Regions from separate parts of the Homo sapiens genome. Here region 1 is linked to region 2. Evidence: chromatin loops called from intact Hi-C (ENCODE). Cell type or tissue: PC-9. All regions are shown on one strand. Links, peaks and the distances in the headings refer to the core of each region. The heading gives the core; the rest is flanking DNA.

The links. Peaks named below come from ENCODE experiments on the same cell type or tissue, not always from the same donor. Only the 100,000 strongest peaks of a DNase experiment are listed, where the experiment ranks them.
Region 1: it touches region 2 in a loop (2.1-fold over the local background); 3 of 110 quality-filtered maps call a loop at or near these places.

The regions. Positions count from the first base shown.
Region 1 is chr7:94,742,398-94,755,529 of GRCh38, forward strand. No RefSeq gene overlaps it. Among named protein-coding and RNA genes, the nearest start is that of PEG10, 93 kb to the left of the region's middle. In PC-9, for the core only: no CTCF peak of the experiment used is centred there; a DNase peak (open chromatin) is centred at 6,184; H3K27ac peaks cover 633 bases.
Region 2 is chr7:94,690,103-94,703,234 of GRCh38, forward strand. It overlaps the pseudogene RPS3AP25. Among named protein-coding and RNA genes, the nearest start is that of PEG10, 40 kb to the left of the region's middle. In PC-9, for the core only: no CTCF peak of the experiment used is centred there; DNase peaks (open chromatin) are centred at 7,449 and 8,379; H3K4me3 peaks cover 263 bases; H3K27ac peaks cover 2,609 bases.

The sequences.
Region 1 (13,132 bases), core at 2,400-10,399, 51 kb after region 2:
AACAGCTCAAGGCTGAATCCCCAGAATGACCCCAGCCCTTCTTCAAGTGCCTGCCTTAGAAAACTCAAGGCTGTCAAAAGAATTTACTGTTTTCTCTAGCCAACATTTGAAGATAGAAACCCTGTCTCCCAGTCTCTGTGGGAGGGTAGGAGCTTAAGTTTAATAAACACCAGTTAATAAGCCCAGATTGATTTCACATGGACCAACCCCCTTTTCACTTTTTCTAATTTTTCACTTCTCCAGCTCCATTGAGAGCTGGCCTACTCCTGTCACTATTCCCTTACTGCTCCTTTAAAACACCCACTCACTTCTGCACAAATCAAAGCTCAGGTCATTTCACATTGGACCCTTTTCCCTATTGCAATAGAATATTACTGAATAAAACCTGTCCTTACCACTTCAACTCATGTCCAACTTTCTTTATCTTTGACAAAGGTAAAGAAGGAGTGAGACTTGGGTTGCAGCAAGCTAATAGGTAGTTGTTAACTGACATAGTGTGAGCAAGTCAGGTACCCTATAGAACAAATAGAACTAAATTCAAAGACTCCAGAGAGCCATGGCTAAAAATGTAAATGTTGGAGTACTTGTCTTCCTATTTAAGTTATACTGAACCCTTCTCAGTAATTTTTAACCTTAGAGCTTTTACTTGGTTTTTTATTCATTAACTGTTATGCCAGCAGGCAACTTGTGAGTTCTGGGGAAGGCCTGAAACTGTGGAGCGGAGACTATAAGGAACCTTGATAATGAGTAGCCTAATTCTCTCTTCATCTCTGGGACAGAGTAACTTATAATTCTGCTCAGGTGCAAAAGCAGTTTGAAACTGACTGTGGCTCCAGCTCTTAAAGATTTTCCTACAGTCAAAAATAGATTTTCTTTTATTTTTAAGTAATCTGCAAAGCACCCTGCTCAGCAACATGTACATTTAATAATTTGGGGGGAAGATAATAAGGATGACCTGGTATGATACCATTTTAATGAGCCAGTTTGTTGCTAAGTAAGCTCTGGTCCTTGGTGCATATAAGGTACATTTTTAAATGAGTCAGAATCACTTATTGATCACCCTCTGTGTGTAGATTCCTGTGTTAGTCTTATTGACAATTTAAAAGAACAACAGAAGAAAAAAGACTCAGACTTCAAAGCGTTTCTACCAGCCTTTTTGGAATAATGAACACTTTTGGGCAGGCAAAGGCCAAGGCAACCTGCTGCAGCCTTGTGTCAGTTTCAGGGTACAGGGTCATTCACTAGGATAAGAAGAAAGGAGTTGAGAACTAGAAGTAGACTATAAAAATGAAATTACCTCCAAAGCAATCCTCAGACCAATGATCAAATGAAACCTATCAAGCAGGGGGACCAGAGAAGCCCATCCAAAATTATATTTGTTACTTACCACAACACTTGGTCCAACTATCAGTTCAATGAAGAATTTTCAGACTACAAAAAAATCACGTCCCTCCTTGAAAAACTGAAAATACAAACAATGGCCAGACCAAATATGCAATCCACCTCTGACCCACAATTGCTGCAGCAATCAGCCCAAAATTATTAAAACTTGGTCAGTGACTGCCAGCTTCCCCTGATTCTTGCCCCAGCTTCCAACTCGGGACCAACCAGAGAAAGCCAAATGTGCTTTCCAATTCAGTTGCATAGGATGAACTGCTTCTATCTAGCCCACCTGCAGCTTCCCCACACCATTAACTTCCTATCAAAGCAGACCTAAAGCCTTCCCCCATTTTTTTTTTCTTCACTGTAAGGCTTCCCTGGCTGCCTTGGAGTCTCTGCCAAAAGCAAGTGATCGTGGCTGACTCCCTGTCTATAGCAAGGTCTGAAAAAACAGTCTTTTAAATTCTCATCTCAGTGGTCTTCATTTATTTCCACAATTTTACTGGACGCCCCACCTGAATACGTTCTGCACTGTCTGTTGCTGTCAACCAGGTGAAGATGCTACAGTAGGAGGCCCCTTGTGCCTCGCTACTCGTGTCTTACAGAGTGCACGCTGATGTGGTAAGTTTGCAGCAGGTCTAAACTTGGCTTTCTTTACGCTGAGTTTCTTACCCATTTATTCAGTTCAATAAGCAGAGTTTGTAACTGGTTCCCCTTTGTTTAGCTTCCTTGGTGGAATCAGGTCATTCTGTTTTGCTGTCTTTTGTGCTTCTGTTCTGTGTTGTGCTGTTTGAAAGTATTGTTCGTTTTAAGGAGAATCACAGGGAAGACACAGGCATAGCCTTAATAAACCTGTTGTTCCAGCTGGCCTCAGAGGCTCATTAATTTGTGGTTCTTACTGGACAGGTGTCCATTTGACAAATTCTGCTGTGGTCACCAAAAACAAAATGAGTTTCTTCTTTTGTCTTGACCTTTTGTCTTAAAAGCTTGGCTTAATGAAGAGAGAGTGTTCTCTGGTCTTCAACCTGCAGGGTCTGGGAGTTAGGGAGGTGCAGATTATCGGTTCTGTGCATGGAGGCAGCCACTTTTCAGGTTAGCGACCAGAACATGAGATGTCCAAGGATCACATTTCTACTGACCATGGCCAGCTCTCATGGAGTCATGTGTGTCTAAAATCTCTCCTCCCTAGAAAGAACTCCTTCTTAAATGTACTCATAGTATAATCCTATTTTTTGCACCTGTCTCTCTAAAAGGCATAAGTTTACCAAGAATGACTGGGGCCTTCAATGGCCACTCTGGGGAACATTTGACTTGAACAAAATTGTTCATTTGAGAAGTGCTTTAAGAAAGGGAATAATATTTCTCTGGCCAAATAGGCAACATTTCTTAATGGTATGCAAAGTCCTCTAAATGAAATCCTGAATTAAAAATTGCTTCACTAAAAGATCTTTTGGCCAAAGATAATGAGCAATAAAGCAAACTTAAGCAAATGTAAGCTAAAATAAACTAGACTAATCCCCCATTAAGTGCCCCGCTCCTTATCTTCAGTTGCTTCCCTATATTCAGCTTTTCCTCTTCTCTGTTATCCTCTGATCCTCTCCTTCTGCACCTCCATGGACTCATCCTTCCCTGGTTCAGACCCTCTTTCTTTTGCCAACACTTCTTCAAAGAGCCTGACATACAACTTGCTTCGAATGATCCATTTCTCCCTTGATCCAGGCATGCAGGCACCTGTAGAATTTAAACCTCCTCCCAGCCCTTAACTATAACCATTAGGCCCTTAACTGAAGAATGTTCCTTTCTACTCTGTGATACCTTCCCTGCAAATTTAAAATAGAAAGGCTTACTTAGTCATAGAATTGTAATATTAAATGCACAATAGGAGGATTTTGTCTTGAGGTTCCAGAGGACACCTCTATTTATTACCAAGTTGTTTCTAGTCTAGAGATACATTTACTTCTCCATTATATTTGAGGCATATCTCAAATAAGGATTATAACACTGTACCTAACACTTCATGGGCTAAAAATGCCACTGACATAGGAAAAATGATTGGAGCAGAACCTATTTAAATAGATCCTACCAAACCATTATACAAAGTTCACCAAGATCCCTTGAAACCAGAAGCAAAGGAAGGGCTCAGACCTATAGTTTAAGGATTTACAGCAAAAGATCTGCAATAGCTCTTGTAACACTCCCATCCTAAGAGTAAATAAATCAAACACAAAAGTATATTTTTTTCACAACCTGAGAATCAGCAGCAAAAGTGTTATCCCTCACTTGCTAGTAGTACCTAACCCAAATATCAACCTGTCATTAATTCCACCTGAAACCACTTGCTTCAGTGTAGTGGATCTTTATTCTAACTTATTCAGTGTGCCTCTAGACCAGGACAGTGAATACCTTTCCTTTCACCTGGAGAAGACAACAATATATCAGGACAATCATGCCTAGGAGTTATTGAAGCTCCCTCCTGTATTTCCTGGGTACTCAATCGGGAGTTAAAAGATTTAAATTTCCCTTGTGATTCAGTACTAGTACAATATGTAGACAATGTCATAATTTGTTGAGAGAACAAAGAATTTCATTTACTTGCTCTTAGCTGTACAAGAAGAGGGACATAAAATTTCAAAAGTTGTTACAATTTTGCCAAAACACTGCCCATTATTTAGGGCATGACCTATCTGAGAAAAACACTTTCTCCTAAGTCCTAACGACCATCCAAACATATCCTATGCCCCTTATAAAATGGCAATTGAGATGATTTCTAAATTTAACGGGATATTGCAAACATTGGGTATCAAATCCTTTTGAACTTGTGATACTTCTTTATGAATTGAAGAACATCTTGCAATGCAATTGACTATGGAGATGACTAAACAGTCCCCCATCAGTGAAGATCTGGATCCCTAGCCTTTCTGGAATTGGTCAACCTCTTGAAAGTAAGAGAATGACCAAAGGCGGGGGACTAAGAGACTGAATATACAAATGGACAATGGCCAGACCAAATATGCAATCCAACTCTGACCTCTCAAAACCTCACAACCTCTGCTGCAATCAGCCTACAACAATCAGAACATGGTCAATGACTGCCAGCTTCCCTAATTTTTGCCCTGGCTTCCAACTCAGGATGAACTGCTAAATGATCTCCCCCAAACCAATCACACAGGATGCCACATTTCTAGTTAGCCCACCTCCAACTTCCCCATGCCAATAACCTGCAATCAGAGCACACATAGAGCCTCCTTTTTTTCACTATAGAGCTTTTGCACTCCCCTGTCTGCCTTCAAGTGTCTGCCAGATGCAAGTGATGGAGGCTGACGGCCTTGCTATAACAAGCCCTGCATAAACAGTCTCTTTTGAGTTTTCTCTTACTTGCATTGTATTTATTTCCATATTCTCCACTCAGAATTTTTTTATTTGAACAATTTTGGTTCCTAGCTATGGTAAGTTCCTGAGCACTACCAATCCCACCTACCGTCAGAATAACTCTTATGCTACTTAATCTCAAACTCCAGAGTCAAAACATCTATGCAAAAATGCCACTGTCTTGCTCTAAAGAAATATATAGACACTTCACTTTTTCTGTGCCCCCAAATGCAGGGATACTATGAGTTTATCCAAAATTAAGGAGGTCTCAATTCAAAGATTTTAAAAGTCGAGGTGACCGCTCCATGTTTGTCTACCCTGTCTTTAATTAAACCTTGCTATGGTCATCTCATCTCCAAACTGACCTCCAAAAACTGACCCTCGAAACATAGGTATGAATCTTGAGTAGTAAATTCCTGCTGACTTCACAGTCATTTCCACTAGATGGTTTTATAAGGAGGGTTACTATTAAGAGAAGCTTGGGAAACACCTTGTCAGTCATGTAGTTTTATAGAGATGTCAAAACTATGCCCAGCGAAATACATGCCAGCCCTACAGGAAAACTAACATTTTGTCTCCATGAATGTAATAGAAAAACTCAAAAAATCAGAAATAGGCAAAATTGAGTACTGAGTGTTCTTTCACCTCTGTAGGGGCAGAAGTTAACAGGTAGATTTCTGTTGAATAGAAAAACAACTTCTACTCTGTATCATTTATTGCCCTGTGAGTATTAAACAACTTAGTGTTTACCCAAGCAATCTAATACTAATTTTTTATTAAATTATCTGTAGATTCCTGGCTCCTCAAATGCTCTTTGTACTAGTTTTAACATCTACTAGTTCCCTCATTAACTGGTTGAAAAAAAACTGACACATGTTCATTTGATATTCAACATGAGATATAATTTTATCTTTCTAAAAATTATACTTTAACCATTAAAAATGTAAGCTCCCTGACATTTGGGGCTGACTGATAAAAGAGAAAAAAAATTAAACTCTTGAAGGAAAGACATTATATGATGGGTTTTTTTGAGCTATTATAACAATATATATCCTAATATTGAATCAACCTTGCATTCCTGAGATATATAATATACTTGATATTTTGGTGCCAAATTCTATTTGCTAATATTTGTATTTAGGATATTTGCATTTGTAATTATTCCCAGAAAATTTTCAGAAAAAGGGAAAATCATGACTCATATAAACATAAAAATAGCAAATATGAAAACTTTCAAAAGGAAAGCTAAAATGGAAAAAAAAACTATACAGAGTAAAGGGATGGTGAAAGGAATTGCAAATAGGCACAAAACTGGTTTTTCCACAGAGTTAGTCAAAATCATTATAGAACAATACAGCAGTCATATATTTATCAGTTACCTACACATAAAAAGAGATCAAATAGCTCAAAGACAATGAACAAGACTAGAATCTGATAAGCTGGAAGGTATGCTGCAAATGATTCATAGTTTCCATTGAAACACACACAAAAAGTTTGACATAATCATTGGTAAAGTTGGTCTGTAATTTAATTTTTTTTTTTTTTTGAGACAGAGTCTTACTTTGTCACCTATGCTGGAGTGCAGTGGCATGACCATAGCTCACTGCAACCTCAACCTGCTGGGTTCAAGTGATCCTCCCACCTCAGCCTCCTAGGTAGCTGGGACCACAGTTGTGCACCCCTACAGCTGGCTAATTTCTTTATCTTTTTATAGAGACAGGGTCTCATCATGTTGCCCAGGCTGATCCTGAATTCTTAGGCTCAAGCAATTCTCCTGCCTTGGTCTCCCAAAGTGCTGCGATTACAGGCATGAGTGACCACATGTAATTTGATTTTTTTAAATAAAATATTCATTGCATTTTGGTATTGTAAAAGAAAAAAATACCTTTGAAACCCTTTTATTAAAAAAGGGTTTCACTGGGTGCAATAGTTTGCATCTGTAATCCCAGCTACTTGGGAGACTGAGGTGGGAGGATCACTGCAGCCCAGGGTTCTAGACCAGCCTGGACAATATCGTAAGAACTGGGGGGGAAAAAAAAAGAGTTTCAAGACACAGGGACGTCAGTAAACCAAAAACCTGGCAAAAAATTTCAGAGTCAACTTTATCTCAACTCTAAAAGACAGACAATGGTTTGCAGCAACAAAGGGAACACTTAATCAGGAGAAAGGCCATTGAAACAAAGTAAAGAACTTTGCAGCAGTTTAACTTAGCCTTGTCCCGTCCCTTTCCTCAGCACAACAGAGGTCTTGAAGACAGTATCTTGTGTTCCTGATATGGGGACATGGTTCCAGAAGGAGGCTAGTGGACCTCTTTCCCAAGAATTACTCTTTTCTCTTTTGACCTGTCTGCGGGTTCCCTGAAAGACTAACACAAGGGTCCTGCCTTTGTTTCATCTACCTTGGAATTCTCTCAAGGTGGAGAATCAGAGAGATGTTCCTCTAAAACATTGTACACCATCATACACAGAGTATGTTCCTCTAAATCACTGAAAGCCAAAAGAATGAGCATCTGTCAGCTGAGACAAAAAAGAAAGGTTGGGGAAAACAATTGTTTCCACACAGCGAGGAAGAAAAAGTTGAGAGTAGGAATCTGTAGGGAATAAGGGCTTTGAAAAACTCTTGCCTATAATGGAGAATCTAGGAAGTTACACACAAACTCAGAGCAGGATGCTTGCTCAGAAAAGACCTGAGAAGGCCATAAACTTTCACCTTTGACTGATCTTTAGGGTTAATGAAAGCAGGAAGTGAAGGTTAAGTCAGAGTTGTAAACTGCCTAAGCAATGAAGGAGTGCCTCAACAAACAACCAATCTTCAAAAACCTAGAGGATATCATATTTCTTTCTCTTCTTTTCTTTTTTCATACCTTTGTTTTCTTTCTTTCTTTTTTTTTCTGCTTTTTGTGTGTGTTTGAGGTGGGGAGAGTGTTCCCAGAATTTAAGAAAAATCTCTATGAAGGAATTATGTGACAGTTAAACTAAAAGAACAGAGATTTCTGACAAACACATAATAAAGAAGATAGTCTTTATAAGAAGAGTTTAGGAAAGTCATTAAAACAAACAACTACAACTCATAGCAAGTAAAATCAGCAAATCCTGGAGAGAGAAGAATTTGATTTCCAGAGTTAGTATGTTTTAATATACAAAATGTGGCTGGGCGCGGTGGCTCACGCCTGTAATCCCAGCACCTTGGGAGGCCAAGGCGGGTGAATCAAGAGGTCAGGAGATTGAGACCATCCTGGCTAACATGGTGAAACCCCGTCTCTACTAAAAATACAAAAAATTAGCGGGGCGTGGTGGTGGGCACCTGTAGTCCCAGCTACTGTGGAGGTTGAGGCAGGAGAATTGCATGAATCCAGGAGGCGGAGCTTGCAGTGAACCAGATCACGCCAATGCACTCCAGCCTGGGCGACAGAGCAAGACTCCGTCTTAAAAAAAAAAAAAAAAAAAGGGCCAGGCGTAGTGGCTCACACCTGTAATCCCAGCACTTTGGGAGGCCGAGGCGGGCGGATCACGAGGCCAGAAGATCCAGACCATCCTGGCTAACATGGTGAAACCCCGTCTCTACTAAAAGTACAAAAAAATTAGCCGGGCGTGGTGGCGGGCACCTGTAGTCCCAGCTACTAGGGAGGCTGAGGCAGGAGAATGGTGTGAACCCAGGAGGCGGAGTTTGCAGTGGGCCGAGATCATGCCACTGCACTCCAGCCTGGGCGGCAGAGCGAGACTCCATCTCAAAAAAAAAAAAGAAGTGCAGTTTTAAACAAAGAAGCAGAGAAAGAAAGAACAAAGAAACTATGGCCCATTTACAGGGAGAAAAAAAGAAATTAATGAAAACTACCCCTGTGGAAGCATAGACATTTTTCTTAAGTAGACAAAGATCTGAAGAAGTTATAAATATGCTTAAAGAGTTAAAGGGAAACATGGGGAAAGAAAGAAAAGAAACAAGGAAAATTATATCTCAACAAATAGAAAATATCAACAAAGGAAAATAGATTTCAAAAAATAAATAAATAGAATATTTGGACCTGAAAAATACCATAACAGAAATGAAAAATTCACTGAAGGGGTTCAACTGCAGATTTAAGCCATCAGAAGAAAGAATCAGTGAACTAAAAAAGAAGTCAAATGAAATTATTCAGTCTGAGAAACAGAAAGAAATAAAGATGAAGAAAAATGAACAGAGCTTAAGAGAATTGTGAGACACCATTAAGCATACCAAGTTATGCATAATAGGAAGGAGAGGTGACAGAGAAATGGGCAGGAAGAATGTTTGAAGGATATTTAATATTTCAAGAAATAATTGCCAAAAAATTCCAAATTTGAAAAAGATATGAATCTATACACCCACAAAGCTTAATAAATTCTGAAATTGAGTATTTATGCTTTAGTAGTCACTTCCATTTTAAAATCTATTACCTGTTCTTTTTTGATCACTTTTATTTTTTCTGATATTTGTGTATTTTTTTCTTTAGTTGTTTTTTTAAATATACTTTTAAGTTCTGGGGTACATGTGCAGAAGATGCAGGTTTGTTACATAGGTATACATGTGCCATGGTGGTTTGCTGCACACATCAACCCATCATCTACATTAGGTATTTCTCCTAATGCTCTCCCTCCCCTAGCTCCCCACCCCTGACAAGCCCCAGTGTGTGATGTTCCCCTCCTTGTGTCCATGTGTTCTCATTGTTCAACTTCCACTTACAAGTGAGAACATGTGATGTTTGGTTTTCTGTTCTTGCATTAGTTTGCTGAGAATGATGGTTTCCAGCGTCATACACGTCCCTGCAAAGGACATGAACTCATCCTTTTTTGTGGCTGCATAGTATTCCATGGTGTATATGTGCCACATTTTCTTTATCCAGTCTATCATTGATGGGTATTTGGGTTGGTTCCAATCTTTGCTATTGTGAATAGTGCCACCATAAACATATGTGTGCATGTGTCTTTATAGTGGAATGATTTATAATCCTTTGGGAATATACCTAGTAATGGGATTGCTGGGTCAAATGGTATTTCTAAGTTCTAGATACTTGAAGAATCACTACACTGTCTTCTATAATGGTTGAACTAATTTACACTCCCACCAACAGTGTAAAAGCATTCGTATTTCTCCACATCCTCTCCAGCATCTGTTGTTTCCTGACTTTTTAATGACGGCCATTCTAACTGGCATGAGATGGTATCTCATTGTGGTTTTGATTTGCATTTCCCTAATGACCAGTGATGATGAGCTTTTTTTCATAAGTTTGTTGACTCCATAAATGTCTTCTTTTGAGAATTGTCTGTTCATATCATTCACCCAGTTTTTGATGGGGTTGTTTGTTTTTTTCTTGTAAATTTGTTTAAGTTCTTTGTAGATTCTGGATATTAGCCCTTTCTCACATGGATAGGTTGCAAAAATTTTCTTCCATTCTGTAGGTTGTCTGTTCACTCTGATGATAGTTTCTTTTGCTATGCAGAAGCTCTTTGGTTAAATCAGATCCCATTTGTCAATTTTGGCTTTTGTTGCCATTGCTTTTGGTGTTTTAGTCATGAAGCCTTTGCCCATGCCTATGTCTTGAATGGTATTGCCTAGGTTTTCTTCTAGGGTTTTTATGGTTTTAGGTCTTATGTTGAAGTCTTTAATCCATCTTGAGTTAATATTTGCAGTAAGGAAGGGATCCAGTTTCAGCTTTCTGCATATGACTAGCTAGTTTTCCCAACACCATTTATTAAATAGGGAATCCTTTCCCCATTGCTTGTTTTTATCAAGTTTGTCAGAGATCAGATGGTTGTAGATGTGTGGCATTATTTCTCAGGCCTCTGTTCTGTTGCATTGGTTTATATATCTGTTTTGGGTAGCAGTATCATGCTGTTTTTGTTACTGTAGCCTTGCAGTATAGTTTGAAGTCAGGTAGTGTGATGCCTCCAGCTTTGTTCTTTTTGCTTAGGATTGTCTTGGCTATAGGGGCTCTTTTTTGGTTCCATATGAAAATTAAAGTAGTTTTTTCCAATTCTGTGAAGAAAGTCAGTGGTAGCTTGATCAGGATAGCATTGGATCTATAAATTACATTGGGCAGTATGGCCATTTTGACAATATTGATTATTCCTATCCATGAACATGGAATGTTTTTCCATTTGTTTGTGTCATCTCTTATTTCCTTGAGCAGTGGTTTGTAGTTCTCCTTGAAGAGGTTCTTCACATCCCTTGTAAGCTGGATTCCTAAGTATTTTATTCTCTTTGTAGCAATTGTTAATGAGAATTCACTCATAATTTGACTCTCTGATTGTCTGTTATTGGTGTATAGGAATGCTTGTAATTTTTGCACATTGATTTTGTATCCTGAGACTTTGCTGAAGTTGCTTGTCAGCTTAAGGAGATTTTGGGATCAGACGATGGGGTTTTCTAAATATACAATCATGTCATCTACAAAAAGACAATTTGACTTCCTCTTTTCATAATTGAATACCCTTTATTTCTTTCTCTTGCCTGATTGCCCTGGCCAGAACTTCCAACACTATGTTGAATAGGAGTGGTGAGAAAGGGCATCCTTGTCTTGTGTCAGTTTTCAAAGGGAATGTTTCCAGTGTTTCCCATTCAGTATAATATTGGCTGTGGGCTTGTCACAAACAGCTTTTACTATTTTGAGGTATGTTCCATCGACATGTAGTTTATTGAGAGTTTTTAGCATGAAAGGGTGTTGAATTTTGTTGAAGGCCTTTTCTGAATCTATTGAGATAATCATGTGGGTTTTGTCATTGTTCTGTTTATATGCTGGATTACGTTTATTGAGTTGTGTATGTTGAACCAGCCTTGTATCCCAGGGATGAAGCTGACTTGATCGTGGTGGATAAGCTTTTTGATGTGCTGTTGGATTCGGTTTGCCAGTATTTTATTGAGGATTTTCGCATCAATGTTCATCAGGGATATTGGCCTGAAATTTTCTTTTTTTGTTGTGTCTCTGTCAGGTTTTGGTATCAGGATGATGCTGGCCTCATAAAATGAGTTAGAGAGGATTTCCTCTTTTTCTATTGTTTGGAATAGTTTCAGAAAGAATGGTACCAGATCCTCTTTGTACCTCTGGTAGAATTCAGCTGTGAATCCATCTGGTCCTGGGCTTTTTTTTTTTTGTTTTTTGGTTGGTAAGCTATTAATTACTGCCTCAATTTTGGAACTTGTTATTGGTCTATTCAGGGATTTGACTTCTTCCTGGTTTATTCTTGGGAGGATGTATGTGTCCAGGAATTTATCCATTTCTTCTAGATTTTCTAGTTTATTTGCATAGAGGTGTTTATAGTATTTTCTGATGGTAGTTTGTATTTCTGTGGGATCAGCGGTGATATCCCCTTTATCATTTTTTATTGCATCTATTTGATTCTTCTCTCTTTTTTTCTTTACTAGTCTGACTAATCTATTTTGTTGATCTTTTCAAAAAGCAGCTCCTGGATTCATTGATTTTTTGAAGGTTTTTTTGTGTCTCTATCTCCTTCAGTTTTGCTCTGATCTTAGGTATTTCTTTTCTTTTGCTAGCTTTTGAATTTGTCTGCTCTTGCTTCTCTAGTTCTTTTAATTGTGATGTTAGGTTGTCAATTTTAGATCTTTCCTGCTTTCTCTTGTGGGCATTTAGTGCTATTAATTTCCCTCTACACACTATTTTAAATGTGTCCCAGAGATTCTGGTACATTGTGTCTTTTTTCTCGGTGGTTTCAAAGAACTTCTTGATTTCTGCTGTCATTTTCTTATTTACCCAGTAGTCATTCAGGAGCAGATTGTTCAGTTTCCATGTATTTGTGCAGTTTTGAGTGAGTTTCTTAATCCTGAGTTCTAATTTGATTCCACTGTGGTCGGAGAGACGTTTGTTATGATTTCCTTTTTTTTTTTTTTTGCATTTGCTGAGGAGTGTTTTACTTCCAATTATGTGGTCAATTTTAGAATAAATGATGTGGTGCTGAGAAGAATGTATATTCTGTTGATTCGGGGTGGAGAGTTCTGTAGATGTCTATTAGGTCTGCTTGGTCCAGAGCTGAGTTCACGTCCTGGATATCCTCGTTAATTTTCTGTCTCGTTGATCTGTCTAATATGGACAGTGGGGTGTTAAAGTCTCCCACTGTTATTGTGTGGGAGTCTAAGTCTCTTTGTAGGTCTCTAAGAACTTGCTCTGTGAATCTGGGTGATCCTGTATTGGGTGCATATATATTTAGGATAGTAAGCTCTTCTTGTTACATTGATCCCTTTACCATTATTTAATGCCCTTGTCTGTCTCATTTGATCTTTGTTGGTTTAAAGTCTGTTTTATCAGAGACTAGGATTGCAACCCCTGCTGTTTTTCTTTTTTTTTTTTTTGCTTTGCATTTGCTTGGTAAATATTCCTCCCTCCCTTTATTTTGAGCCTATGTGTGTCTTTGCA
Region 2 (13,132 bases), core at 3,249-11,248:
TTGCTCCCTTGCAACTTTGTCGAACCAATTGACAATATTTTCTGGATCTAGTTCTGAATTCCCTATTCTGTTTCACTGAACTATATGTCTATTATTTTACCAACATCACACTATTCTGATCACTGAAATTTATACTAAGTCCTAAAATCAAACAGTGTTAGACCTCTAACTCTGTTCTTTTTCTTCAGAATTGTGTTTTCTGTTTAAGGTCTGTTGCCTTTTGACAAAAACTTCAGGATCATTTTGTCAATACCTACAAAGTGACTTGCTACCATTAGGTTGGGATTGTGTTAAGTCATAGATCAAGTTGGGAAGAATAGAAATCTTAACAAAATTAAATCTTTTAATTCATGAACTTGGAATATCTCTTCATTCATTTAGATATTCTTTGATCTCATTCATCAGAATTTTTCTGCATATAGATCTTGTACAAAATTTGTTAGATTTATACCCAAGTATTTCATTTGGGAGGTGCTATTTTAAGTTGTATCACTTTAAATTTCAATTGTAATTATTTGTTGCTGGTATTAATAAAAACAATCAAATTTATAAGATTATTGTGTATTAATCTTGTATCCTATAGTCTTGCTATATATGCTTATTAGTTTCAGGTGTTTTACGTTGATTCTTTGGATATTCTATATAGCCAATCAAGTTATCTGCAAACAGAGAGGTTCTTTTCTTCCCTCGCAATCTGTATACTGCTTATTTCCTTTTTTATTTTCTTATTGACACATAATATCTGTACATTTTCATGGGATATATGTGATATTTTATTACATACATAGACCGTGCAATGATCAGGTCATGGTATTTGGGGTGTCCATTACTTCAAGTATTTATTTCTATGTGTTGGGAATGTTTCAAGGCCTCTCTTATAGCTATTTTGAAATATACAACACACGGCTGTCAACTATAATCATCCTACTCTGCTATCAAACATTAGAACTTATTCTATCTGTATAATTGTATGTTTGTACTCGTTAAGCAAGTTCTCTTTATTCCAACCTCCAACCCAGGAAAACTTCCCATCCTTTGGTATCTATCATTCTACTGTCTACCTCCATGAGATCAACATTTTTAGCTCCCACATATGATAAAGAATATGCAATATTTATCCATTTGTGCCTGACTTATTTCACTTAATGTAATAAACTTCAGTTTCATCCATGTTGCTGCAAATGACAGGATTTTATTCTTTATAGCCAAATAACATTCTATTGTGTATATATACCATATTTTCCTCATCCATTCATCTGTTGATGGGCACTTAGGTTGATTCCGTATTTTCACTATTGTGAATAGTGGTGTAATAAACATGAGAGTGCAGATATCCCTTTGATATACTGAGAGTCTTTCCTTTGGATAAATACCTAGTAGTGGGATTGCTGGATTATATGATACTTTTATTTTTTATTTTTTTTTGAGAAATCTCAATACTGTTTTCCATAGTGGCTGTACTAATTTACATTCCTATCAACAGTGTATAAGAGATCCCTTTTCTCTGCCTCCTCTCCAGCATCTGTACTTTCTTTGTCTTTTTACTAATCGCCATTTTAACTGGGGTAAGATGAGGTCTTATTGTGGTTATGATTTGCATTTCCCTGATGATTAGTGATGTTGAGCTTTTTTCATATACCTATTGGCCATTTCTATGCCTTCTTTTGATAAATGTCTATTTGTGTTCTTTGCGCACTTTTTAATGGAATTGTTTCTTTTCCTGTTGAGTTGTCTGAGTTCCGTGTATTTTCTGGGCATTAGTCCCTTGTCAGATGAATAGTTTGAAAATATGTTCTCCCATTCAACAGGTTGTCTCTTCACTCTGTTAATTGTTTCCTTTGCTGTGCAGAAACTTTTAAGTTTAATATAATCCCATTTGCCTATTTTTGTTTCTGTTGCCTTTGTTTTTGAGGTTTTAGCTATAAAATCTTTGCCTAGATTAATGTCCTGAAGTGTTTCCCCTATGTTTTCTTCTAGTAGTTTTATAGTTTCTTGTCTTACATTTACATATTTAATCCATCTTGAGTTAATTTTTGGATATGGTGAGTGACAGGTGTCCAGTTTCATTTTTCTGCATATGGCTATCTAATTTTCTCAGCACCATTTATTGAATAAGGTCCTTTCCCCAGTGTATATTTTTGTTGGCTGTGTCAAACATCAGTTGGTTGTAGGTATGTGACTTTAATTCTGGGTTCTCTATTCTGTTCCATTGATCTACATGTCCATATTTATACCAGTACCATGATGTTTGGTTACTATAGCCTTGCAGTGTAATTTGAAGTCAGATAATGTAATGTCTCTAGCTTTGTTCTTTTTGTTTAGAATTGTTTTGGCTGCTCAGGATCCTTTTGTTTCCATATGAATTTTAGGATTTTTTTTCTAATTATGTGAAAAATGATGTTGATAATATGATGCTTAATGGTCCAAATTTCCATCACAGACTCCTACAATCCTAATAGGGCCCTTTAAGGAGAACCCCTAGACCCTCAAGGGCCCCAAGACTAACAAGGAACTGCACGGAGACTGTGCAAAGGTATTTCTCCAGAGTGGGAGTTCATGCTGGGTCTCACAAGATGCCATTAAGGATCTCTCACTTACGTTTTCTGTGTGTTAAGGAGCCTCTCCGGGCTCCCAGATGATCCTGGCCAAACAGACTGCCTCACTTCCCTCTCTTCTTGTGTTAGATGTTTCCTGTCACTTCTCTGCAGATGATCTACTCAAAGCGTGATTATCTACTCACTATTTTTGTTTTCTTTGTGGAGGAAGCAAGTACCAGATGCCTCCAGTAATCCACTTTGAAGCCCTCCTTTTCTTGTCTTATTTCACTAAGACTTACAGTATGACATTGAATAGGACTGGTGAGAGGAAACATTCTTTCCTGTTCTGGATCTTTGTGGGAAAGCATCCAGTGTCTCACCATTAAGTATGATGTTAGCTGTAGGTTTTTGTGGACATTCTTTATTAAATCTAGGAAGTTCCCCCTCTATTCCTACTTTGTTGACAGATTTTATCATGAATAGGTAATAAATTTTGTCAAGCGATTTTTCTGCCTCAATTGACATGATCAAGAAATTTTTCTTCTTTAGCTACTGATGGCTGATTATATTAATCAGTTTTTGAATGTTGAATCAGTGCGCAGAACTGGAATAAATCCTACTTGGCTGTGTTTTACAATTATTCTCATAGATTTTTTTTCAATTTGCTGATTTGGTTTTGAGAATTTGTCATCTCTGTAGTGAGAGATTGTGATTTGTAGTTTTTTACTGAAAGCTATCTTTTATAATATTTTTATTTGGTTTAGGTATTAGGATAATGCTGGCCTCATACAATGAGTTAGAATGTGTTCCTCTGGTTCTATTTTCTGGAAGAGATTGTAGAAAATTCATATAATTTCTTCTTTAATTGTTCCATAAGATTCACTGGTGAAATCATCTGGAACTGATGTGTTCTGTTTTGGAAGGTTATTAATGATTAATTAATTTTCTTAATAGACGTACACTCATTTAGTTTATTTATTTCTCCTTGTGTGAGTTTTGGGAGTTTGTGTCTTTCAGGGAATTGGCCCAGTACTGATAATAATCAGTAGTGATGGCCCTGTTTTTATGTCGGATATTGGTAACTTGTGTCTTTTTTCTTGGTTATCTTGGTTAGAAGTTTATCAAATTTACCAATTTTTTTTTTTTTAAAGAGCTTTTGGCTTTACTGATTTTTTCTACTACTTTATTCTTTTCAATGTCATTACTTTCTGCTTTCAGTTTTAGTATTTATTTTCTTCTGATTTCTTTAGGTATAAATTGCTCTCCTTTGTCTAGTTTCCTGAGCTCGGATTATTGATTTTAGGTTTTCTTCTTTTCTAATAAAGGCATTTAATTTTAAATTTCCTTCTAAACACTGTTTTTTCTGCATTCCACAAATTTGAAAAATTTTCATTTTCATTTCATTTCATTTAGTTATAAATAATTTTATAATTTTTATTGAAGTTTCTTTCTTATTCATTTGTTACTTATTTATTTATTTATTTATTTAGAGATGGAGTCTCGCTCTGTCGCCCAGGCTGGAATGCAGTGGTACGATCTCAGCTCACTGCAACCTCTGCCTCCTGGGTTTAAGGGATTCTCCTGCCTCAGCCTCCTGAGTAGCTGGGACTACAAGTGCGTGCCACCACGACTGGCTAAGTTTTTGTATTTTTAGTAGAGACAGGGTTTCGCCATGTTAGCCAGGATGGTCTCAATCTCCCGACCTCGATCTGCCCGCCTTGGCCAATCATGTGTTATTTAGATGGGTGTTGTTTAATCTCCAAACATTTGGGAATTCTCCAGTTATTTTTCTTTTACTGATCTAGTTGAATTCTATCATGGTCTGAGAGCATATTTTGTATGATTTCTATTCTTTGCAAGTTTTTAAGGTGGTGTTTTATGACCCAGATTGTGGTCCACCTTGGCAAATGTTCTATGTGAACTTGAGAAGAATGTATATTTAGCTGTTATTGGATAGAGTATCCTGTAATTGTCAGTTAGATCACATTGATTGATAGTGCTATTCTGGTCAATTATAGTCTTACTAATTTTCAACCTGCTTGATCTATGCATTATTAACCTTCTGCTAACAGATGAATTCTCCACATCTAATAGTGGATCTATCTATTTCTTTTTACAGTTCTATCAGTTTTTGCCTAATGTACTTTGATGGTCTGTTCTTAGTTAGCTGCACACACACTGATTGTTATGTATTTTTAGAGAATTGATGCCTTTACCATTGCATAATGCATGCCTTTATTCCTAATAATTTTTTTCTGAAGGTTACTTTTTTCCTGAAATCAAAATAACTACTCTAGCTTTTTCCTTTTTTCTTTCTTTCTTCTTTTTTTTTTTTTTTTTTTCACAAATAGCACTTTTTATTTGCCACCATTTGAAGTCTGAACTTTAAACAGATTCTTGGACTGGTGGTTCATATCCCTCAGCTCGTTCAACTTTAGCACCTGTCTCATCCCCAATGGCTTTTCCAGAACTACTGCTGTCACCATGAAGCTCCATGAGCTTTCCCAATTCAAACTTGGGCTTCTTCAGCATTTTTACTTTTCTAACGAAGACATCATGGAGAGGATAAATAGATTGGCAAGCCTTTTCTATGTCTTTTCCAATGCTGTCTGGAATCAATTTGTTGACGACTTCTTTCAAGTCATTTGTCTGCACCTCTCAGGTCATGATTTCCATCATCTTCTTTTGGATTTGGCGGACCTGTTGGTGCTGAGCATAAGAGGTCTTCTGTATCTGATTGTTGTGTTTTTTAGTAAAACCAACACAGAACAGATGAAGCAAGTAACCATCGGTAGTCTTGACATCAATGTGAGCTTCAATCTTGTCTGCCATTTTTTGACCATGGAACACATTTTGTCATGGGTAAGATCCATGCCATGAAAGTTAGTCAGGCAGTTTTTGCCCCGAACATCTTCAGTAATCAGCTTGAATTTTCTAAATGCAACTTCATCATTCTGCAAATCAGCAAGACTCACTTCAAACACATGACCCTTGAGACCATCAGATGCAATTTTGGTTCCTTGGGTCCTGGTGATGGCGTCTTTCCAATATTTCTTATATTGAACATAGCAAGTGCTTTCACATCATACCAATCTTTCTTAGAAAATTGATCAATCACTTTCTTCTTGGCTCCCTTTTTGCTGCCTTTCATAAAGCACTTGTTCTTGCCAACTGCCATGGTGCTGGTCAGAGCCAAAAGGCTTTTTAATTTTTTTTTAGACAGAGTCTTATTGTCTGCAGTACAGTGGCACAATCATGGCTCACGGTAGCCTCAACTTTCTGAGCTTAAGTGATCCTCCCACTTCAGCCTCCTAAGTAGCTGGGACCACAGGCACACACCAATATGCCTGGCTGATTTTCAAATATTTTACAGAGACATGGTCTCCCTATGTTCCCCAAGCTGGTCTTGCACTTCTGGGCTCAAGGAATCCTCCCACCTTGGCCCTCCTAAAGTGCCGCTTTCTTTTCTTTTTATTAGTGTTAGCATAGTCCATCTTTCTTATTATTTTAGTTTTACTCTGTGTCTTCATATTTAAGGTGGCTTTCTGGTAAGCAGTGTTTAGTTGGGTTTTGATATTTTATCCGCTCTGACATATCTGTCTTTTAATTGGTGCATTTAGACCATTCACATTTTAAATGGTTACTGATATAGTTTGGCTAACATCTACCTTGTTTATAATTGTTTTCTATTTATTCCACTTATTTTTTGTTCCTTTCTCTTCCCTCTTTTTCTGTCTTGCCTGGTTTTAATTGAGCATTTTATAATTCTCCATTATCTCATCCTTTAGCATATTAATTATACTTCTTTGTAAAAATAATTGAGTAAGGACTGCCCTAGAGTTTTCAATATTAATTTTTAACTAATCAAATTTACCTTTAAATAGCAAGAGAGATGGGGAAGACAACTTTCTGGCCTTTATCTTGGTGAGACTCATGAGAAATTTTTCAAACATAGTAAGGATGTTCAAAATTGCTGAGCAGCCACAAAGAACACAAAATCTACTACATATTTTTCTTAACTACTTTTTCTCCTATTTTTCACCTCCTTGCTTAGTTCCTAAAACAGTTAATTTCTTTCTACTTTGTCTTCCAGTCATTAAGTCATTCTACAAATACGTCATTTATCTTCAGTCCAACCATTGAGTTCTTTTTCAAAAATATCCTTGTGTCATGTTTTTGATTTCTAAGAATGCTCTCTTTTTCTGATAGTTCCATTTTTTGTATGCAATAACCTTTCAAATCTATTTGGAAGTATTAATTACAAATTATTTAAGGAATATGTTTCTTTTTTCTCTGTATTTTTGTATTCATTTTAGTGTCCCTCACTAAAATTTGCTCTTGGTTTTCCTCAAAATGTCTGGCAAATTTTGTATTCACATTTATAAATGAAAGACTTGCCTCACCATTGTGGGTGTCATGGGGCTCCCTGGCCATTTTCAAGCCTTCTTTACTATAGAGAACTACCCCTTGAAAGAGAGTTGTAACTTTAGAGCTCCATAAGTGTGACAGGGAAAAACTTACAGGAATGCTTCTTGCCAGGAAAAAAAAGGGCAGCTGTTTTTGAAAGGCCCATAGATAAAAAGCAAAGAGATAATCTACAGACTTTCCTCAAATGGTGAAATAAGAAAAGTGTGAGTGTGGCCCAACTCTTAGCATGGAGCTGCAATGTCCTTGTCATTTTCTTGATGTCCATTCTAACGGTCAAATTTTACCTTTTTGCCTTACTCCAGTTCAGGAGTTCATGCTAAGGCTTCATTTTCTGAGTCAAAAATTCTACTTTATTTAATTCTTCTAACATGATTTAGCCTGCAGGCTAAAGAATAGTCAAGTTGGGACTGGCCCAACTGTTGCACAATTCTTCAGTGAATTGACTCACTATTTGACCCATGACCAGCTCCCATTACTAACCCTGCTGACTCAATGCTTTGCATTTCACTATGGTTTCTAGCACTAATCCTGCTAACTACTGTATGTTTTTAAGAAATTTCTCCAATTTTAAGTATAATAATGACACTGCTTTGTCTCCAGTGCTGCTATAGATTTTTTTATTCATGAATCACTTCTGTTTTTCAAGGTGATTTTATGAATAAAAGGAAATACTGTATCATCTTGTTTGGTGACAACATTTGTCTTTTTCTACCACACAATGGGTGAATAATCCACTGGGTAAAATGGTAATTTTCAGGCTAGCTGAGACTAAATAAAATAAACAATGATGCATTGCTGTGATCAAAAACTCAGCTTTTTCATTGGTATATTTGGAATCTGTGTTTGTGCAAATGAATCCTTAGGCATAGGCATTTTTACCATGATACTTTAAAAATGCAAATTATTATGTGATGTTTGTACAATTCATTTCAGTACTTCTGCTTAGAAATTGTTTTCTTAGCCCTTTTCTGAATGAGATATATGTTCATTAACATTAAAACATACATTAACATAAACATATATTTTCATATGAAGATAAAAATATTAATGTGGTTATTCCAGAAGGTAGAATTTAGAGCGATGTTGATATTTTTGCTTTTAGATTGTGTTTTCTAAATTTTCTACAATAAACATGTACGTAACTTGAAGGAGGACTTTTAAAAATAAATGTATTTGCTTTTTTTTTTCGGTTTGCTAGACAAATATTATACCATGCCCACGGCTACCAAGAGAAGTAGTCACAAAGAGCAGCAAATTTAAGAAGCAAAAATTTAAAAAGCATAAACAGCCTTATGTATACTGATTGCATAAAGATTTCTGTGTGTATACCATTGTATAGAATGCAAGTTTAAAACTGCATGTATTATTTCTTCTGTGCTGTTTCCTGCCAGCTGTTGACCTTGAAAACAACATATTATTGAGATGACTCATGAGAACCAGTGTGAAATAGGACATTTTACTGCTAGAAGTTCTCCTTCTCCTCAGACTGTAGTTTGGCAGTACTGTATAAAGGCAGAACAAAGTTGTAAAAGCTGAGATTAGAAATTAGTCGTGTTAGCACACCTTAACCATAATTTTGTTAGGATGTGCAACAAAAGAATCAATGTTAACTATTTACTCAACAGTAACATTTATTATGCAGAAGAAATATGTGTTCACGCCTTATGAAATCTCTTCTAAGTCTTCCGAAGCCTAACATGGCAAATATAGAGTTTAGTGGACTCCATTATAATTTGGCTTACAACCCACATGTCTCGAATTTCCCCATAAATTGTATGAAAATAATATGCATAAAATTATTTTATGAAAATATAACATTAGCATTTTCCTTTTAAAATATCTGGGACTCATCCAATAAAGGTTCCTGTGATGTCAGGGACAGATGACCCTAAATGTAGAAGTGACATTATGAGGCATTTGCAAAACCTGGGCAAAATCAAGAGTACAAAATATTAACATTTTTACTTGCTATGAAAAAAATAGGCAAAATTTGAAAGTGTGGCAAAAAGTTGGGTACCATATCCCTTCAATGTCATACTAGGGTGACAGCAACCTAATTATTATCTAGGGAAGTGGGTCTGAAACTTCAGTGTGCATTCAAAATCATCTAAATAACTTACTAAATCATAGGTTGTTGGGTCCCACTCAGAGCTCCTGATTCTGTAAATCTGGCAAAAGGGCCTGAGAATATTAATTTCTAACAAATTTCCAGGTGAGACAGATTCAGGAATTTCTAATCCAGGAATTATAATTTCAGAATCACTGATACAGAAGAAGATACCTACTTAGATTACTGTACATTATTCATCTGCATTTCTAGGTATCAGTTTATAGACTTCTGTTCAGTAGAAATGGAAATAATTTCTGTACAGAGTAACAGATAATTCTAAATATTATTGCCCTATAAGACATTACCAGTTTTGTATCTTACCCAACTATCTTAACTGAATATGTCTGTGTGTGTGTGTGCACACAAGTGCATACATGCATGCATAATAGTTTCTCAATTGCTTCTTGAACTGGTTTTAATACCTCACTGGTTCCCTCACACATGTGAGTTCAATAACATTTTTTACACTTGTTTATATTATATTTGTATGAGAGAAATAATTTTACTTTTGTGAAAATTATACTTTAACACATTTGAATGAATGGTTGTTGACTGAATTTTGGTACTTTTGGATTTTATTATATAATTGTAATCTAGTATTGTACACAGAGCATTAAGGTAACTCTTTTAAATAGAAAGGTACATCTTTTGTGAAATTCATGAAATTACTTTGAAATTTCTTACATTATTTCAGTAGATTTCCTTTTCTTGCCTCAGACTTAACGTGCTTCAATGTTTTCTTGAAACTCTCAAGACGTTGTGTCATAAGATGGTTACTATTAATCAGAAATAATTTTCTCTTCATTTTTATTTTCATTAAAGTACCTCTCAGAGTCCTTTTTATGTTAACATGCAGAAATATACCACATGACTATCTTCTTCATCAAAATTGGGTAGCATCCATATTGGGTAGTATAAAAAACATATTTTAGCATAGAGAAATAATAACAGAACATGGAAGTCAGAAGTATATCTGTGTTTCCAGGGATTACATAAATGGCACGGGCCTTCATAGCTACAAGTTTAACTCCCAATTTATTACTAATTTCCCATGAGTCTTGGAGAATCACTATGCTTTTCATTCTTTTGCATCATTGTTTGCCAAGTATTATAATATTTGCAGGGATATAATTTAGTTAGATTGTAAGCTATTTTTATAAATTAGATGGTCTAGTAAAAAATGTAGTATTAATTAATATAAATATTCAAAACCACAATGAAATATTATTTCACATACATTAGGATGGCTACCACCAAAACAAAAACAAAAACGAGCGTTAGAAGGGATGTGGAGAAATTGGAATCCTTGCACACAGTTGATGGGAATGCAAAATCATGCAGCCACTATGGAAAAGAGTATGGCAGTTTCTCAAAAAATAAAAACATAGAATTACCATGTGATCCAGCAATCCCTGTCTGTGTACATATACAAAAGAATTGGAAGCAAGATCTCAAAGAGGTATTTGAACACTCATGTTTATAGCAGCTTCCACCAAGAGGTGGAAGCAACTCAAATGTCCATCAGTGAATGAAGGGATAAACAAAATGTGGTATATCCATATGATGGAATATTATTCAGTCTTAAAAAGGAAAGAAATCATGTCACACACTACAACATGGATGAACTTTGAGGACATTACACTAAGTGAAATAAACTAGTCACAAAAAGACCATACCACATGGTTTTACTTGTATGAGATATCTAAAGCAGTCAAGCTCATAGAGACAGGCTGGGTGGAGTGGCTCACACCTGTAATCCCAGCACTTTGGGAGGCCAAGGTGAAAGAATCACTTGAGCCCAGGGGTTCAAGATCAGCCTGGGCAATAGAGAGACCCTGTCTCTATTAAAAAAAAAATTCATAGAGACAAACAATGGATCATGGTTACCAGGGACTGGGAGAACCAGGAAATGGGGGGGTTGTTGTTTAATGGATATAGAGTTTCAGTTTTGCAAGATGAAAACATTCTGGAGATCCATTGCACAACAATGTGAACATAATGAACACTATTGAATGCTATACCTAAAAATAGTTAAGACTGTAAATGTTATGTTGGATTTTTTATCACAATTAAAAATAGAAAAAAAAAGTATTTCTGGATAGGATTAACTTTATGGCTTTAAAAGAAGGCAGCTTTAGGAGCCTAATTCCAGGCTCACCACAGGATTCCCTTTACCCTGCTATCTCCCTTACTAACCTGTTTTATGCCTTAAGTGTTACCTGTGGAGCATCCTTCCTTGTGGTTATGAGCATATTCCCCATTGTGAATAAATACCTAAAGTAACAACCTGTAATCAAGCATTTATATTTCTAAGGACATTTATGACAGATTGTTACAAGTAAGCTTTGACTGAATACACAAAGGAAAGAGCAGGAGGGCAGAGTGTCCTTGGTGAAGGGAGATTAAGAGTCTGGTGAAGCCTGGTTATTTACCAAAAACTTCATCTACTTAACTCCAATGTCAGGCCTGCAAAAATATTTTCCCTTCCTATTTCCTGTTGCCCTGGGGAAAGTTGCTGTTACCATAGAAAAGGGAGTCTATGTGTGTAACCTATGCATTCCTTTCTAGGGGCAGACAAAAGACACATTGTGAGTGAATGACTTTCACAGCTCTTCAGCTCTAGACCATTAGTATGCTCAGTTTTAAGCTCTATGTTTCCCTTTTTGAAGTAGTTAAATCCTTTATTGACTGTTTCTTCTCATTTCCACATCATCTTTTAGTTCAGTGGAGGAACATTATATTACGATTCTTACTAAGGGGCCAGAAGTGTCAATCCATTTTAAGGTCAATTCAAACACAGACCGCTTACCTCTCAGCCCTATGCTGTGGAACTTCTGGAAGAAACCCCATTCTTAATTTTATGATGTTTTTACACATATACCCCCACAAAAAGAGGTTACCATAGAAACTGGGGAGCAAGTAACTTGGTAACTTTAACAGAAGTGCATACTTGCTATTGCCAAAGCTGGAATAACAATTGTGCATTTACCAGGAGAATACAAGACTTTCTATTGTAAAGTCGACTACTTCTTTTTTACCAGGTGCTCCATGATTCTTCAAGTGTATTCCCAATATGAGACAATGTTTTCTGTATTAGTGACTTAGAAAAATATTTGGGTTTTTTTTTGACATAGCAGTATGTCAGTGAAAAAAATTAAATTGACATGATTTATATTACCTTATGTGTCTACATCATTCCTTTTGCTTCTAAGGCTTTACAAGGACATCCTTGAAGATTTTTGTGAGGGGTTGGCTCCCTTTATTTTTAATTAAACATTGATATAATTCATTGTACAAAATTTGGGGAGCACAGTGAACTGTAAAGAAGATTTTAAAAACCCATAAAGCCTTTGTCTCTCGCTCCAGCCAGAGCTTGGGGTTAGTGCTTCACTGCCCTGTGTCCTCCGCTCCAGGAGGTCTCTGTGATTGTGCCACAGCCTAAGCCTCCATCGCTCTGTGACCTGCTGGTATTGGAACATTCATAGCAAAGACCCCAGGACACTCCTGAAGCCAAGAAGGAGGAAAAGAAATAGCCCTGCAATGTGAAGAGACATGAGACAGTAGCCAAACTCCCAGAAGACAGGAGAAGACAGAATACCTCCTAAATCTTTATATGAGGCCAGCATTAACCTACATCAAACCAGACAAAGACATTACAATAAAATAAAACCACAGACCAATATCTCCTATAAATGTACATGCAAAAACCTCAACAAAATACTAGCAATTCAAATTCAATGAGGTACAAAAACAATTACACACTATGACCAACTTGGATTTATTTCAGATAATGCAAATCTGGTTCAACATTTAAAAACCAATTAATGCAATCCATTCCATGAAGACTAAAGAAGAAAAATAACATGAGCATATAAATGGAGAAAAAAACATTTGAAAACATCTAGTACCTTCTCGTGGTTAAAAGACTGGGCAAAGAAGGAAAAGAAGGGAACTTCCTCAACTTTATACAAAATATTTTTTAAAAACTCCAACAGCTGGCCAGGCGCGGTGGCTCATGACTGTAATCCCAGCACTTTGGGAGGCTGACGCGGGCAGA